Regions from separate parts of the Homo sapiens genome. Here region 1 is linked to region 2. The links are chromatin loops, found by intact Hi-C in ENCODE. Cell type or tissue: heart left ventricle. All regions are shown on one strand. Links, peaks and the distances in the headings refer to the core of each region. The heading gives the core; the rest is flanking DNA. Region 1 has its middle 15 kb from the start of MIR1302-4. Region 2 overlaps MYOSLID-AS1 (MYOSLID antisense RNA 1).

Region 1 (8,863 bases), core at 486-8,485, 54 kb before region 2:
TCTAATTAGAACCATGGGAAACCCCTCCGGGGAATCCCTGGCTGTGTGTGACTAGGCTATGGCTGATCTGAATAAACACACACTAGGGGATATTTGTCTTGCAGAGGCCACAGGCTTCCCCCCTGTGCTGCCTCATTTTTTTATTTTTTATTTTTGGAATGAGAAGTTTTTGTTTACTGCAATGGTCTGAGAAGATGAGGGTTTTTCTTACGATCTCGAGTCCCTATTCCTTTGACTGTCTGAAAACTTCTGGGAGCTCTGCTCCCTTGCATAGGGCATGGGGAGAGTTCAAACCCTGCATAGCACTTTAGGCTAACCATGCTTTGGGGGGGAGCTCACTATCTTAGTGATCTTTTTAAATTTTTATTTTATTTTCTTTTTTAGAGTAGCACGATCATAGTCAACTGCAGCCTCAAACTCCTGGGCTCAAGCAGTCCTCCCATCTCAGCCTCCTGAGTAGCTGGAATTCCAGACATGAGCCACTGCTGCTAGCTTATTTTTATTTTTTAAGTAGCTTCTTATTGAAGTATAGTTAACATATAGAAAGTGCATGTATCATAAGTGTATAACTAGATGAATTTTCCAAAAGTGAGACTAGACTGTGTAAGCAGTCTAAACATGAAGAAATAGAAGACATCAGGACCCCAGAAGACCCCTCGGGCCACCTCCTGTTCACTACTTCTCCCTTCAAAAGGTGACAACTATCCCGAATTCCAACATCACAGATTAATGAAAATGTTTAGAAATGAAACTATACATCATGTTTCTCGCATGTCTGGCTTCTTTTGCTCAACATTATGGTTTTGACATTCATCCATGTTGCAAGGATGGTAATAGTTCATGCCCTGTCGTTTCGCTTGGTATTCCATTGTATGTAGGTAGCACAACTTCTTTATCAATTTCACTGCGGATGGACATTTGGGTGGTTTTTTTTTCTTTGGATTTTAGCTCTCTTTTGATATGTCTCTGCCCTGTGTACACACAGTGTACACAAGCTGTCACATAAATGGGTGCCTAGGTGTGATCTTATTCTCTGCAGAGATATAGCTGCCAGAGATGATCAATTTTGGGGCTCAGGCCTGATTTCAAATATACTTATTGTTCCATGAGTGTACTTCAGCTTATCAAATGAGTTATGCCAAGTTTCAGTTTGGAGAAAATGGTTTCTGCAGATATAAGACATGTAAATATGTTTCTTACAAAAACCCGTTCTTCATATAGAACTATGTTGATTCCTTGTGACTTTCAGCTATGCATTAAGTATGTATGTTTAGAAAAAACTTAAATTACATATAAAACCAATCCAGGTTATTCATATACAATTTGAGTATGGCTTACTTTTACATGGATAACATAGGGAATGTTTTTACCCAAATTATACTTCTTACCCACTTTAGTTGGAACCACCTTGCTAAAGTATACTCTCTTTATTATACATTATTTTATAAGACTAACCATTTATTCAAAAAATAAAAGCAAAATGTTTTTGGAACAGGCATGGCTAGATATAACGTATGTGACTTGTGTTGTATGTTTATCTACCATGGGATTTTTACCTTTCATATTTTTAGCCATTAGAGGTGAAAAAATGGTTTGTCTTTCTTCTTGGTATATCTATAAACCAACATATTAAAGTCGTTTTTACTAGATTAATAACTAACTTTCTCTGACCTGGTTCAACTTCTAAAAAGTCCTCAGTTATATTATCCAGAACTCCATAAGCAACTGTGATAAATTACCCTATATGCCAATGGGAGATGAATATAACTCTTTCTAGGATAAAATGGGGCAGGCAACAAAATTACTAAGAATGCTCTCCCCTCAAACAGTACAAGTACTTTTTAATGCATTCAAAACATGTGAACAAATATTTGGAACATACTTCTGTGTATTTTTTTTAGTACAAACATTGTTTACAATAGTCACCAATGAACTACTAATGCAGTAATTAATTTACTATGCAGCTCTAGTTGGGAACATGGCTTGAAATTGTAAAAATGTCTTGTAAAGAATGATTTAATTTAACGATTTAACATCGAGTATTATCCCCTTTAAACTCAAATTTATGGAAAACCCTTCTGTGCTGTCACCACGTGCCTCACATAATAATTTAGTGAGGAGAGGAGCCACATCAGGGGAGACAAATGCTTTCACTCCAGCATGGGAAGGTAAAGGGAACCCATCTTGCTTTGTTGCTGGTCTCCCCTGATTTTCTTCAAGTAGCCCTTTTAAGGGGTTACTTGGGGGTTAGAGACTGTCACCAACCTGTCCCCCCACTACACCTAGTAGAAACAGAGAATGTGATGGGAGAAATGCAGGCACATGTGGCATTTACCTTCCTTCCCAGGGATAGGGCCCAGACAGCATCGAGGGTAAAGGTTACTTTTGAGTGTGTGTTTTTATTGGTGTCCATGACCAGCTCTTGTGCTAAATATTCAGGCAGAAAAATCCCGATGACTTCCATTTTCTTGGACTAGCTAAATAACTGGCCACATGTAGCCTGAGTTCCCTCCACTGCTGATCATGACCTTGGATAAGTCACGTAGCTGATCTAAATCTGGAAAGGGGGATGACCACATCTCCCTCATTGCCTTGTGAAGCTCAAACAAAAATAATAGCATTGGAAAGCTCTTTATGAGTAAAGCACTCTCATATTTACTATGGTTGAGGGAAAAATAGATTTTTTTCCCCCCAGTCTGAATTGTGCCAACCCTTCTGGCTCACTCACTGCAGGTCCTGCATTCAGTTTGTGGAGTGTGGATTTTGCCTGTTTGTATTCTGATATTCTGCCTGTTTTGGAATGGAAGCTTTCTTTTGTGCAATGATTGTGGTTTTCTGTGAATTATACAGAGTTCTGATCCAAGCATAGTAGAAAAGCTTCATGTGTTTTAAAAAATAAACAATAACAAAAAATTACTATTTTAATGAGCCAACACATGGTCTTTATGTGCCAACCATGGACTGAGCTTTGTAAGATTTCTTTTTTTTTCCTTAGAATCAACAGCAACATAAGAGATATACTTAATGATTTTGCTTCTATAAACTGTAACAGGAAATTCTCCTGGCCTCCAGCCAAAGGATGTACATAGTTAGGTGCAAATTAAGATTAAAATGGTTAGTCTGTGTCTGATCCCATTCCGGTTCTTCCCCCTGGCTGCAAATAGACACAAGGAGAAGGAGTTGTCCCAGTGTTTTTTTCCCCAGGGTCTCCATGTGATCTGTGTGATTCCAGCTGATTCTCGCTGGATGACTTGCCCAGCAATGCAGCAATGCTTAGAGATTTCTCACCGGGCCAGAAGAATCTACATGCACCTGGAAGCACATGCTTTCAGCTTGGGCATAACTGATTGGCTCCAGAATGTGTCTGTGGTTTGCTGGTCACCCTTGAGTCCCAGCAAGAGCAGGGTGCCTCATACATCATAAAAGGCTACATGGTGCGTCTTCCAGGAGGGTGGGCAAACTGCTTAACTACTCAATTTGCTCATTTTTAAAATGGGGTTATAATATTACCCATCTTGGTGGGTTGTTTGGAGCATTCAGTGAGATAATGCTTACAAAGCAATTAGTGCAGGGCCTGGCTAAGGTTAGCTTTTAAAATTGTTGTGTGTCTCCCATCTCCACCTGTGAAGGAGGCTGTACCTCAGTTTCAATGCCTGGTCAAGTAGTACAAGGCTCTTTCCCAAAGCTGCAGAGGCTGGATCCCATTGGGGAGCTACAATAGAGAGACAAGCACCCCACAAAGATTGCAGGATTCCTGCCCTTCTCTTATTTCTGCTCTTCCAGCCTTATCTCTCATCTCCATTAGCAAATTTACTTTCTAAAGCCAGTAGCCCTACCCTTTAAAGGGATTACTTGGTGAATAGTTTAAGAACAAACAATGACAAGTATAATCATTATAGCAATAACTCTTGGTTGGCCTGGATTGGTTTCTTCCTTGCACACATGACAAGGGAGACAGAGTGAAAGAGAAAGGGCAAATTTTTGCATTAGCTTTCCCTGTGAGGGGAGTTAGGGACCCTTTCCCAGTTGAAAAGAGCAATGCTGCTTGGTCCTGGGTGAGACACAATGTGACAGTAACATGCCCCCAAATTCATAAACGCTGGAGGGAGTTGACAGCTGGTATTTTTAAAGGAGCTGATTTGGTGGCTAATTTTATTTATCTTGCTTCCTTTGCCAAGCTCAGCTGCTTCTTTGCCCTGTGCCATTAAGTCCCAGGAGGTCCATAGGCAGCAATTTACAAATCTATTCCTTTCCGTGGCGAAGGTTCTTTTTACCGCCATGGGTTTTTCATACAGAAAATAGAAAATCTAGAAGCCATATAACCAGAGTGATCTTTAATGTTTCATCAAAAGCTGTCCTATATGGGTATTTATTTATATTTAGCCCAGAGTGAAAGGTCCCAGGAGGCTGCAGCCTGAGCAGATTTGGTTCAATATCTGCAAAGGAATTTAAATCAGCTTACCAATAAAGAAATCTTCCTACAAGAGGAAAAAAAAAAGTGGAACTTGAGTCTGATTGACCTTGAGACAAAGACAGCCTGGAAACCATTCAGTAGTCAATAACAGAGCCATGCAGCCTGTAGACATATCTTTGTGAGTGTGCTTATGTGTAAATCGGGCCAGAGGTGCAGGTAGGGAAGCAACATCTTCATACAGTCTCCATGGTTGCATTAGACTGAAAAAAAAGGAATTGATATTTCGTTATAAAGCTGAATGTTAAAAATTAGCATTCCTAAAATTTCTGACAATCTGGCTTAAATAAAATAATAACAGATGTATGTGAAAGTGATATTGCTAGAGAGTAACAGTTGTATAATGGATATCCTGCTGTACAACATTTATGAATAATGCATCATTATCTATTATCTTTAAATCTATCCAGGATTAATAGCTTTGCAGATTATTTAGCCTCCAAGATATAAGGGATAAAATCAATACATATATGTTTTGATAATCGATGACAATCAATTCATTAAAAATAAACACCTAGCCAGCCTCAGTTAAATGCTCAGGAGGTGTCCTTATTCTCTAATTGTATTGGTTTATTTGCCATGCTAGCAATTTGGGATGATATCTTTATAATCCATGTCAATGTTGAAAAAAAAGAGAGAGAATGTTCTCCAGATCCAAGCAAGAAACAAACAAACAAACAAACAACCCAAGACATCTTCTCCAGGAGTTTCAACCTAAAAAAACCAGAGCTTTCTATTGCCCTTGGGGTTTTGCTGCTGCATCTCCTGACACCAGGGGCTGGACAATGATTGGTTTCCTTTGATAAAAAGTTCTTCAGGAAAATAACAGCTTAGTCAGAGGAGGCCACCAGGCTGTGTGCCCCAGCAGTGCAGCCTTGGGCAGGGTTGAAGAGGGGAAAGAGGAAGAAAAGCCACTGCCTCTGCAGCACCCACAGTGGGGAAGCAGTGGGCCTGGAAAAGGCGACAAATTGCTCATGTTACATTTAGAATGATCACTATTCTTCCCCATTTTGACATGGATGTCACTGTAGAAAGGGATTTTAGCTTAGATTACTGATAGTTGTGGGAGTGAGGAGAGATTCCCCCACCCCCAAATTCTGTAGTAGAATTTTTATTCTTGAGTTCATCTTCTCAAGGTGACACTAGACCCTAATTTCAGACAGTTGCTATATCTTTCCTCTCCCTCCACCTTTCTCTCCCTTTCACTTTCTTTTTCTCTATAATGCTGAGCTTTTGGCAAAGATACCAAACAGACAATCCATTTGCAGCCAAAAGTTTATGTGTATGTTGATTGTTTCTGATGAGTGGATGGAAACCTCAGCTTCTCAGTGCCCTTGAGCAAAAAGGGCTGAACAAGTTGTGTGTTTCCACATCACATGTCATCTCAATAGCTAATTCTTAGGTTGCAGAATATTGTTATAATATGAAATTCTGGGGTTGTAGTTCAATTCACTCTCCTTAGTAAGCTACTGCACACACAGATCTGATTGTGTCACAGCTTTTTGTTTAAACCAATAGCTGGTTTCACAGGGGTTAGAAGCTGTGTTTGAGAAATGTGTTTTCCATCGATTAAAATTTCTTAAAGGACACACCACAATTGAATGACAGGCTATTTTAAAATTATTTACAAGCTCGACATTTTACTCAAAGCAAATTGTCAACTAAATCTAGTTATCATTTTATCTGCTGGACCTATTCCCCCTGAGCATACCAACCATGAAAAAGATTATCTCCTCAATTTATTGCTTTAGCAATTCAGTAGACATCTTCTTGGCACCCCCCTCCTAGTACTAAATGATGATAGAAAGGCATTGATGAGTTTTGGGGGCATTTGTTTCCAGAATTTCCCCAAACACAATTTTTCAATTGCATTATGAATGAAGGCCATGATATGAGAGCTTTTTCTGGATCTAATTTCCACTATAATCACTCTCCTATGGAAAAACCAGAGATTATTTTTCCACTTGCATTTTCCCCATGCTACTAATAATATAAATTGACGCAATTTCTTTTGGTACCTCTCTAACCATGTACATATTGCTATTGTATTGTCATGAATGCAGTTCCAAGCTCTTTTCCATGTCACTGCTTATACACGTCAATTCCCTCTGTCATGGGGACATTCTTCCCATTGACCTTTGCTTGGCTCTGTCCTCATTATCACCCAGATCTTAGTCCAAGTAACAACTCCTCTGGGGGCTTCCTGGACCACCTTATCCTATGTTACTTACTTCCCCCAATACCGTTCCAGTAGTTATCTATTACATGTTACCTACTTTATGTCACTTACTACCATCTAAAATACTCTTACTTATTAACCCTACAAGATTCTGGTTTGTTTTTCTCAGCCAAAGGTAAGCTCCATGAAAGAATCTCATTTTTTGGTTTACTACTCTTTCCCAGTGCCTATCATGGTGCCTGGGATATAATAGACAATAAATATTTGCCACACAAGTGAATGAACAGGTACAAAATTGCAATCAGAAAACCTAGCTACATTTCTATCTGTATTTTTGGTTTTCTGCATGACGCTAGACTTTCTATTTAACCCAGTTGATTTTCTACAAACCCATAAAATTCTAGATTTCGGGACCAAAAGATATCTGTAAGGTTAGATAGTCATTCTGTTGATGAGGAACTGGAACACAGAGAGGTCGAATCACCCAATGAGTGGTAAACGTGAGTTTTAATTCCAGCCCTCCAGTTTTCTTAGAACAGTGGTTTTCAACTGGGCAATTTCCTCCCTCCTCCTCCCCCTGAACACCAGGGACATTTGACAATGTTTAGAGACATTTTTGGATGTCACAACTTGGGGAAAGGGTGTGTGTTACTGGCTTCTAGTGAGTAAGAGTCAGAGCTGCTGCAAAACATCTTATAGTGCATGGGACAATGCCCCACAACGAAGAATTACCCAGCCAAAAATGCCAGTAGTGCCAAGGTTTAGAAAGCGTGACTTCGATCTATAAACAGCAATAATGAGACTTCTCCCTTCTGTTTGAGAATCAATGAGAAAAGGTCCATAAAACTTGGGTTTTTCAGGATTTTGTAGTACAGAATTGTTGATTGGCATTTTTTGCAACAAAAAAATTTTAATTCTTAAAATAAAAGTGCTTTATTATTTGTTGATTATAGAAGTAATATATGCTTGTTGTAAAGGAATTCAGGTCAAAAGAAATATATTAAAAAGGAAGAGGAAATCATTCATAATCCTACCCCTTGGACATAAACATATGAGCATGTTGGTGTGTATTTTTCAAGACTTTTTTTTATAAATACATACATACACCTACATAAATTTTGACAAAACTAGAATACCGAATTTATATATACTCTTGTAATGTGCTTTGTCCTCTTAACAATATTTTATTGACACATTATAACTCTATAAATAAAAAGCTAATTATAATTTCTAATGGTTTTGTATTATTCTGATGTATGGTTGATGTGAAATATGTTTTACCATTCACCTATTGATGAGTATTTGTGTTGTTTCTGATATTTTAATATTATAAAAAACAGGTCAGTGAATATCCTTGTTTATTCATTCTTGTTCATTCTCAATTCCTTCCTTAGGATAAATGACTGAGTGGGATTGCTGGGGCAAAGGACATGTGATACATGTTGTCAAGTGTATGCCCAATTACTAATTGGAACCAAATAATTAGAAATCTCAGTGTGCTGGAATTCTCTGTCACCCCACTTTCTGATGAGAAATGCAATTTGTAAAGCAAAATATAGTGAGGCATGGTTTTTTTTCTTTATGCCCTAGTATTAGAACAAATGTATTCTCACCTCCTCCACTCATTTAAATTTGATTCAAGAAAAAATTATTAAGGAGGAAGGAAAGAACATTCACCAAGTCCTACTGTGTGTTATTCACTATATGTTAGGAATTTGTATTCTTCCAACAACCTGAGGGGTAGGCTGTCTCTTCCTGTTCTTAGGTGGGGAAACTGAGAATTAGACACTCTCACTGAATATCACAAACATGACACCTGGTAGAATCAGAATTTGAATGTGGTTCTTGCCTTTAAGAAGTTTAGAGTCTACTGTAAGGCAAAATGTGCCAGGGACACTTGCCATATTAATGTCAGGTATGATGAGATTGATGTTCAAATTATGACCCTCAGGATTTTAAGATTTTAAACCTGTGAAGAAATAGTCAGTGAGGTTCAGGATATTGTACTTACCAAAGCAGGAAAGTTGATTAATGTATATTTGAAAGTACTTTCAATAACTAAGATTGAAAAATGCAGAGATGTCTGATCTCTCTCTAGTAATCAAAAAATTTAATCAGTTAATTGAGTTTGTACTTGATACATTCCTTTTTTCAAAAGACCCCAGGATATTTGCCTATCATCAGCATGTAAGATATATGGCTCCAGTCAATAA
Region 2 (8,863 bases), core at 571-8,570:
GTCTTCAGATGCTGAAGTCGGAGTCTACATAAATAGCTGGGATATTATATCTGAGCAACCTTGGAGGAACAGTGTTCACCCTGCCTTTAGTTTTCTGCTAATGTTGTCCAACATTCTTTCCCAATTTGGTCTCCTTCTTCCTCTCCATTTTGGCAGTTCCACTGGCCTTCTTTTCTAATCTAGAAATGGTGATAGGGATGGTGGCTGCAAACACCAGAGAGGAGTTGGCGGAGGGGGTAGGGATGGTGGGGGGAGGCTATTCTTTGACGAGGAATAAAACAGAAGCCTAACTGTAAGGCCATCAGTTCACCCTCTGAGTGTGAGCAGCAGATGATAGCTTCAGATTATCTGGGAAGACAGTCACCTTTTAGAGCAGGAGTTGCAAACTGGCAGACCAGCAGTGAAATTTAGCCACAAACGTAATTGTTCAGCCAGCAAAGTGTTTGGAATATATTTTACAAAGGTCCACAGGTCTTACCACCCCTAATGTCTTGTTCTGGACCTGACACACACTCATACAAATTGCTTGTCCCTTTGTGGGGAGTTTTCTTTTACAATCTAGAGTCTGATCTCAGATAAAACTTCTTCTCCTACCAAAAGAAGATCCACACCAACTCATCATCAACTCACTTTTTCTCCATCTTTAGTTTAGGCCATATCAAAAACATTGATAACCATCTCTGTAGACAGTAACCGCAAAAATTGCAAAAATTAATATCCAGATTCACTATTAGAAATCGGCTGACTCCATGTTTTACAGCCTCTCGTTCAACTTTTCTCTGCTGTGCTAGACATGTGACAAGCCAAACTCTCTCTGTGTTGGTCTTCACTGTGCTGAGCTCTGTTGGAAGCCTCTGGGAGCTCAGTGTGCAAAGGAGATAAGCCAGGAGCATGATGCTTGTTTAATGGTTCTCTCTGCAGTGTCCTTGTTTTCTCAGCTCCTTTTTTCTTGCCCATTTCCTTGGCCTTTTATCATAAATTCCCTGTGTTGTTTATATACCACTCTTGGCAGGATTGCCCACTGTATTCCTTCATTAGCTTGGTTTTATAAGGGAAAGGACACTAGGTGTCTTAGTCTGTTTGGGCTGCTATAAAAATACCTTAGACTGTGTCATTTATAAACAGAAATTTCTTGATCACAGAATTTTCTTGCTTCTGGAGGCTGGGAAGCCCAAGATCAAAGCACCAACAGATTTTGTGTCTGGTAAGGTCTCATCCTCTACTTCATAGATGGCACCTTCTTGCTGTGTCTTCACATGGCAAAAGGGGCAAACAAGCTCCCTCAGGCTTCTTTTACAAAGTTACTTAATACCACTCATAAAGGTGGAGCCCTTGTGACCTAATTATCTCCTAAAAGTCCCCACCTGTTAACACTACTGCATGGAAGATTAGTTTTTAACATATGAATTTTGGAGGGACACAAACATTCAGCCTACAATACCAGAGTACTATTTGATGTTTTCTCTCTGTCAGCATTTTGATACTCACATATACTGGAGCAACACTTTTTTTTTTTTTTTTTTTGAGACAGAGTCTCTCTCTGTCACCCAGGCTGGAGTGCAGTGGCACAATCTTGGCTCACTGCAACCTCTGCCTCCCAGGTTCAAGTGATTCTCCTGCCTCAGCCTCCTGAGTAGCTGGAATTACAGGCATGTACCACCACACTGTGCCCAGTTAATTTGTTGTATATTTAGTAGAGATGCGGTTTCACCATGTTAGCCAGACTGGTCTTGAACTCCTGGCCTCAAGTGATCTGCCCACTTCAGCCTCTCAAAGTGCTGGGATTACAGGCATGAGCCACCTCACCTGACCAAGCATCACATTTTAATAATTTCATGTAGCACCCTTTGGCCAAGCAGCTGTTTTCTCTTTCTGGACCCTACTTCATCACCTTACAGAATTTCATGGTGTCAAACGTCTCTGATGTCAGAGATTTGCCTACCCCAAAGAGCATTTTCTCCTCTTCACTTCTGTGTAAGAATCTGGAAACCCCAAACACTTGGAAGGTTAAAGGGAAGGCCATTTGATTATCTCTAGGATAGCACAGAAGCGAGTCCTACTGGGCGGACTGCGTAGGGGGTTGGGTTTTAAGACCTCTTCAGTCTTTTCTAGCTTTTCTTTTTTTTTTTTTTTTTTAATTTAATGCAATAAGTTCATTGGGAAGTGTTCTCAGGGTCAACATTGTTGAGGGAGTAAGTAAAGCAGGACTGAGCATAGGGAGATGTTGGACTGTGATGCAGCATGGCATTTTTTGTTTGTTTGTTTTGTTTTGTTTTGTTTTCCCATGTCTTAAAGGGGCACTCTGGAGCTGGAACGGATTTTCAGAGATGTCCTGAATCAGGGCAAGGGGACTAGGTCTTTATAACCCACACAGACCAGTAAGTCAATGCAGGATTCCCTCAGGAAAGGGGGGTGTGACTTCAATCATATTTCAGTTCTTAGATTCTGCACATGTGTGAAAGGACGTGTTTGGCTGTTTGTATAAAGCAATCTGCATATATATCCAAAGTCCTCAGAATCTAATGCCTCACTAAGGTATTCTATGATTATTGCCTTGAAAATATTGTCTGTGAATGACGTGGGTAACCACAATTATTAGTAACAGAGTATTTGCTTCAGCTAGAAGGAAGGGGACAAAGAAAAACATAGCATGCCAGGAGGCAAGACTGGATACCAGAGAGGATGACAGAGGGGGTGCGTATGGAGAAGGAGACCTCACCCTCCAATGAACTTCTCAGAATGGAATCTGCTCAATGTCTGCCTTGGGCACGAAGCAAGCCATGTTTTATCTTTAGCTTCTGCTAGAGGAGTCTGAGTATTTTCTCAGCTTACCTTTTCCAATATCTCAGGCTGTTCACTCTGGGTGCCTCACTTGAGGATTTGACCTTTTCTCCTTCTTTGTGATGGTTGTTTTGAGTTTACAAGGAATCAAATATTTTGTGGGCATCCTGGGGTTTGACTGTTCAGGGGGGAGCCAGAGACAGTACAAAGCCAGTTTCCCACTTTTCAGGCTCACTGAGTGATTTGCAGAATGGAGGGGGCTTCTGACACATGGAGTGTGAATTGTGTGCATAAGCAACTCAAAACCCAGGCAACCTTCAGCTCAGGGTTTCCTGTGAATCAGCTGGGTTTTCTGGCATAGCAGTGAGCAAGTGGCATTAATGAGGTAGGCATAAGATGATGCCAAAGGGGCTCGTCCATTCAGTAGGAGTTGGGCATAGCAGTGGTGGAGAAACAATAAACGAGGGGGCTGTTTTATCCCCTCCCCCTCCTTTTTTTTCTTTTTCTTTTTTTTTAACAGTAGCAACGTTTTGGCTGATTAAAGTACTTTTCGTGGTTCCGGGAGGGAAGTGCCTTTTGTACTACACACTAGAATGTCAGTTCTCATTACTGAACCCTGGCTGTTCAAATGCTATCTGAATTCTCCCCAAGGCCTCCTTGGGGAGGCTGTAGGCAGAAATTTCAAGGAGCTTATGCCAATTATTTTCTTTCTATCTACATATTGATGGCTCACCCACAGTAATCATGTGAGTCAGGTGCTATGAACACAGTTTCCTTTATTTCATTCATGACTTTTAAGACAGATAAGTTTTTTTTTTTTTTAACACTTTTTTCCCCTTAGCCTCTGCAACTGCTATTTGTGTTGTCTACTTGAGAATTACATGGCAAATCAGAGGGAGAAGTGACCCAGATTTTTTTGGGGGGTGGGGATGAGAGATAATTGTTTGGGCATTATTTTTGTTAATACCTGAGTTAGTCAAGGACATATAACATAAACATATTCTGAGGCCTCAGTGGTGGGAGCAGGTGTCAAACTCTGGACTGCATTGCTTAAGAAGTCTATAATTTAGTCATTTTGTTGTAAGTTACAGATTTTACTCTGTCAACTCACAAGGGAAAAGAGGAGTTAATTGAAGGATATGTAGTAGTCATTTAGCAAAAGCCAATGCTGAAAATCAAGTATCAGAAAGTACTGGAACTAGAGAATTTAAGTAGCAGGAAGTAATAGTCTCTTTAGGGAAGTACCAGTGTTTCACGTCATCTTCAATTTCTTTCCTTTTCCTGTTCAAGGTTAAAATTCCTATGCGAATCTGACTGACCCAGCTTGGGCTTCATTCCAACCTCTTGGCTAGATAAGAGTGTGGAACCTTAACTGATGGTCCCTTTGACTGCCCGCCACAAGGGAAGATCCAAAGTGTGGCAGAGAGTGACCAGGTCCCAGACAGGCAAAATCAGCAGATGTCCATTCGCAAGCCAAAAGAGCTCCAGGTGCCCTAGAAAGGGACATCAATGCCCCAACCTTACACTGTTCCTTGTTGTTAGTGCAGAGTGGCAGGACAGCCTCTGGGTCCCTTTCCCCAGTGCTCCGGGATGGACTCCATGTTGCCCCCTTTGGAAGAAAGATGAATTACAGTTATCCTTCTTGGTAAAGTGATCACAAAAACCAATCCATTTTAGCAGACTCAATTCCAATTTGAGAGGAGAGGCTAGGGCACAGAGTTGGCAAAGACTCTATCTCCCCAGGTTTCGGAGATTTGTCTTGAGTGGCTGTGAATGCTGAAAGGGAAGGCGATGATTCTCTAAACCCTTGTTCTCAGGCCCTCTGATGGCCGCCATTCCTTCAACTGCTCAGATGGGCTCCTATCAAGTCCTAGCAGGCCTCATGTGTATTATTTATTTGATTTTTTAGAAATTGTGCCATTTGCTTTTAAGGAACCTCTGGGAATGAGCATAATTAAGCATAGATTAAAATGTCTGAAAGACTAAAAACCACCATAGCGATACAGTAAAACGAACACAAGAAGCTTAGAAACAGCCTCACATTGTCATTCCATCACAGAATCCCCGTTTAGAATGATACCTAAAAATCAAGCCTTACTGGAGATGATCAAACTGAGATTTCAGCTTTTGGACTTTAACCGTGATTCTAACGATTTGTAAAGAATAGTATGGGACATAGGTCTTCTACACCATCAATGGAGGCACAAAGGGCATCACTCAGATTTGAAGGAGGAGCAGATGAAGGAGGAAAGAAAGAAGAGAAAGGAAGAGGAGGAGAGAAGGAAGAGAAGAAGTAGCGGGTGGAAAAAGAGGAGGAGAAGGACCCCCTGAAACTCCTAAAAAAAACACTGCAGGGGATTCTGGTGCCCACCAATGTCTAGAATTTTGCTACGAGCCAAGTAATGTTCTGGGTAAGACAAACAAACTGTCAAGTGCAGAGACATTAAACAAACAATGAAGATATTTATATAGAGTCATAACTTCTATGAAGGAAATTGTGACTGAGACAGAGTTGCTGGGTGGCCACTCAAAGTTGGGTGCTCAGGGGACTTCTCTCTGACAAGATGAAGTCAGTGGAGAGAAGAAAGCAGCCTTGGGAAGACTGGGGAGGAATTTTCCAGTAGAAGGAGTAGTGATTGCAGGGGCCAGGAAATGAGGCAGGATGACGTCCAGGTTGGCCTTTCCTGGAGCATCTGGGGAGAGGAGCAGGAGATAAGTAAGTCAGGTGAGTAGCAGTGGGGTAGGCAGGGCCAACGCTGAGAAGAAGAAGTCATTTCACACCCTTTCTCGGGGCCTGCTTTTAGGTAACTCTATCAGTTAGGTGCTTTGGGCTACAAGTAACAGAATCCTAACTGGTGGTAGACTAATCATATAAATTAATTTTTAAAAATCTAACAATAAGTCTGGAAGTCAGCAGTTCCAGGGTTGGTGGAGCAGCTCAATGACATCAAGTTCCTGGGACTTTTCACATTTTTATCCTTAATATCTCAGAGGTGATTTCTCTCATAATTTTGAAAAAGATGCTTCAACTCTAAACTCTGTGTCCTCATGTGGCAGCGGGCCAAACAGAAAAGAGGATGCAAAAAACATGTTCCTTGTAGAGCTCTTTCCTTTTATCCAGGAGGAAAATCATCCCCTGCTGTCCCCCAGCAGATTTCCTCTTAACACCTCTCTGCACAGACTGACTATGTGTGCACCCCAGACTGGGAGGGTCTAGGAGGGGGTGAGCTCAGGGAAGGCCCTATCTGTGCCCAGCATGGGCAGCTGTCCACAGGGATTATTTGAGAAATGTTTGCCCACATTATCTTAGGAAACTAATGGAGTAACTGAAGTAGGGAGGATGTTCTGGAGGAGGCTGTTGTTTCGGGTTCACTTGGAGGAACAGGGCCAGAGTGGTCTTGGCTGGGGTTTGCTGGAGTGGGAGGAGGGGGCTGCTGGCATGCTGTGGAGGACACAGCCCACCAAGCTGTTCTTGGAGTGTAAGATGGAGCAGAGGGGAGGGCGAGCTGAGGGTAAGAGGTGCAGGCTCTGGAGAGACTCCGTGGGTGCAGCACCACTCACTAGCCTTGTGCTGTCCTGGGCTTCATCATCTATAAAATAGGAGTGACAGTAGGGCCGTTTCAAAGGGTCTTATGACAAATACGCATTTTATACATGTAAAAGCACACAGAGCAGTAGTGGCATGAAGCAACCAGTCAATAAAGGCTGGCTATTATTTTATTGTTCTTCTGTACCATCCACCTCTTCCTATGTCAGATTATTCCACAGTTTGTTGCAGATTTTACACTTTCTTTACAGATCACAAAGAATCTTCATGTGTGCCAATTCACTGGCCACTTGGTCTCTCTACCCTCTTGATGATGTCTGTGGTCATAGCATGAGAAATCCCTTGGTGCTACCAGACCCATAGGGGGTAGAAGTCTCACAGGAGCCTTTGTGAAGGCCCAGCCCTGTTCCTTTTAAGGGACAGCTCACCCAAGGGGAGTGTTTTGAGAGTTTGGATGAGAGTGGTCTTGGAGGTGCCTCAGAACCGGGAACTGCAGCAGCAGCTTCTTTGAAGCTCATGAGGTCGGGGTGTTCTTGGCATTGCCTCAGTTTCTTCTCACTGTGCCTTGGGGGCTGGGGAGAGGGGAGAGGTGATGAGAGGAGAAGCACAACCTTTTGATTTCTTTCCTTGCTGCTGAGAAGCTTTCACTCCCTCCGGAGTCTGGGCATCTGTGGGAGAGCTGGACTGTTTTATAGCAAGGATTTTTTTCCCCCTTCTCTTTTTTTATTTTCCCATCAACACTTGTCAGGGATTCAAGGCAAAAAGCCTGGCAAAGGCCTGGGCTTCTGCACCAGCGCAGGCAAAAGATGGGTCTAAACAGGGAACAGAGCGAGGCATTGTTCCAACACTGCAGAGTGGGGAAAGTAGGTCAGGGAAGAAAATGCAGGTTTGACAGAGCTGGGAATTGAACTTGTCACCTCAGAGCCCATTGGTGTAGAAAGTGAACAGCCAGCAAGGGACCAGGGAGGAACTGAAGTCTGCTGCCCGGGCAGGGGCAGACACACGCTGTGAAAAGCCGCCTGCATGACGGTCACTGCCCCCTTCCGCGTCATGGCCGAGCTGCCATCTTCCCCCTCCCCCCACCTCATACCCTGGGAAACTACACCAAGTGATCATTCTAGACAGCAAGAGCAGCTGAGACTCTCTCTGGAGAGAATGCCAGGCGGCAGCTTCCCAGCCACCAGCTGCATTTGCGGGACTGGGATTTGAGACAACCACCCCCCCTCCGCCCCGCCCCCTCGTCCGCCCAGAGAGGAGGCTCTAATTACAATCAACATCACCTTCTAGGAAACTTCTTGCATGAATGGCTACCAGCAGAGAAAAGCTTTCTCCTCATCACCCTCCTGGTTAGCACCGTGGTGGCTAGGGGTGCTAGACGTACCCGAGCCTTGGTAACTCTCCCACTTTCTCTGAGTCCAGGCACTGAGCGATTTCGAATGAAGGGTGCTTTTTACAACGCTAAGGAAGTTTCAGATTGGAAGCAGCTCCAAATTCTTTGCTCTGATAGAGGCCTCCTCCTCCTCGCAGGTCTCAAACATGCTTCAGTAGCAACAAGAGGGACTTTGAATTGGTCATTTCAGGCCTGCCTGCCACACCTTGGATACCAAGAAATGAAAGTTTATTAGACACTCCTTCATTGAGTACTTTCAACATACACTTGAATCTGAAAGATATGCATAGCCACAAAGACCACAAACTTATGTGCCTACCACTTCTCCCTGGTCTTTGTTCTGTAATTAGTGACTTGTTTTCCCTCTTTGTGAAATGGGGATAGCATTGGGAATAACACCATCTCTTTGTAATGGAAAGGTTATCTGATTGGATGCAAAGACTCAAACTCCATTTCTGCTTAGTTCACTTACCAAAATTTGTCACCTCCAGATTCCTCAGCTATAAAATGAGGACAGAGTGTCACATAGAGCAGAGTTGTAAGGATTCAACCACAGATAAATGAGTTTGATATGTGGAAGCACTTTTCCCAGGCCTGGCACCTACAGGAAGCTGAATCCAATCCAGGAAGCTGCTCCCTTCCTTCCTCCTTGTTGATAATGCTGAAAGAATTTCTGGTGGGAGTATCTGGGAATAGATATACTCAGGGCTGGCTCTAAATAAACAAGCAAACAAACAAAGGGAGCAGAGAATAGGATCTGTCTGGTCACCTTGTCTTGCACATGTGGCTGTTTAAATAAAAATTAATTAAAATTCAATAAAATTAAAAATGCAGATTCTCAGTTATGTAGCTAAAAGTTAATCATTCAATGGCCACATGTGAGTAGTGGCTCTCATATTGGACAACACAGAGACAGACCATTTCCATCATTCCAGAAAGTTCTATGGGACAGTGCTGAGAGCATTCTTACAGAAATGAGCCTTGCCCTACCAATGAGAACAAGCTTCTTAAAGCAAAACCCAGATTTCCTTTCACCTCAGAGTGCGTCGTCTTCTTTTAAAGACGTTGCCTTTAAGACACACAGTATTTATTTCATAGCCTAACCAAGAAAACCACACTATGTACCCAGGTGTGTTCACATCCCC

Evidence for each region. A loop is a pair of places that touch in the nucleus more often than their neighbours do. Peaks named below come from ENCODE experiments on the same cell type or tissue, not always from the same donor. Only the 100,000 strongest peaks of a DNase experiment are listed, where the experiment ranks them.
Region 1: it touches region 2 in a loop (2.0-fold over the local background); 3 of 110 quality-filtered maps call a loop at or near these places.

Annotation. Positions count from the first base shown.
Region 1 is chr2:207,280,027-207,288,889 of GRCh38, reverse strand. No RefSeq gene overlaps it. Among named protein-coding and RNA genes, the nearest start is that of MIR1302-4, 15 kb to the right of the region's middle. RefSeq lists a silencer at 3,378-3,437. In heart left ventricle, for the core only: a CTCF peak has its summit at 5,331; a DNase peak (open chromatin) is centred at 5,339; H3K27ac peaks cover 1,452 bases.
Region 2 is chr2:207,225,930-207,234,792 of GRCh38, reverse strand. All of the region lies in intron 3 of MYOSLID-AS1 (MYOSLID antisense RNA 1), which reads left to right. Among named protein-coding and RNA genes, the nearest start is that of MYOSLID, 9.4 kb to the left of the region's middle. RefSeq lists an enhancer at 8,768-8,863. In heart left ventricle, for the core only: a CTCF peak has its summit at 4,404; a DNase peak (open chromatin) is centred at 7,502; H3K4me3 peaks cover 707 bases; H3K27ac peaks cover 233 bases.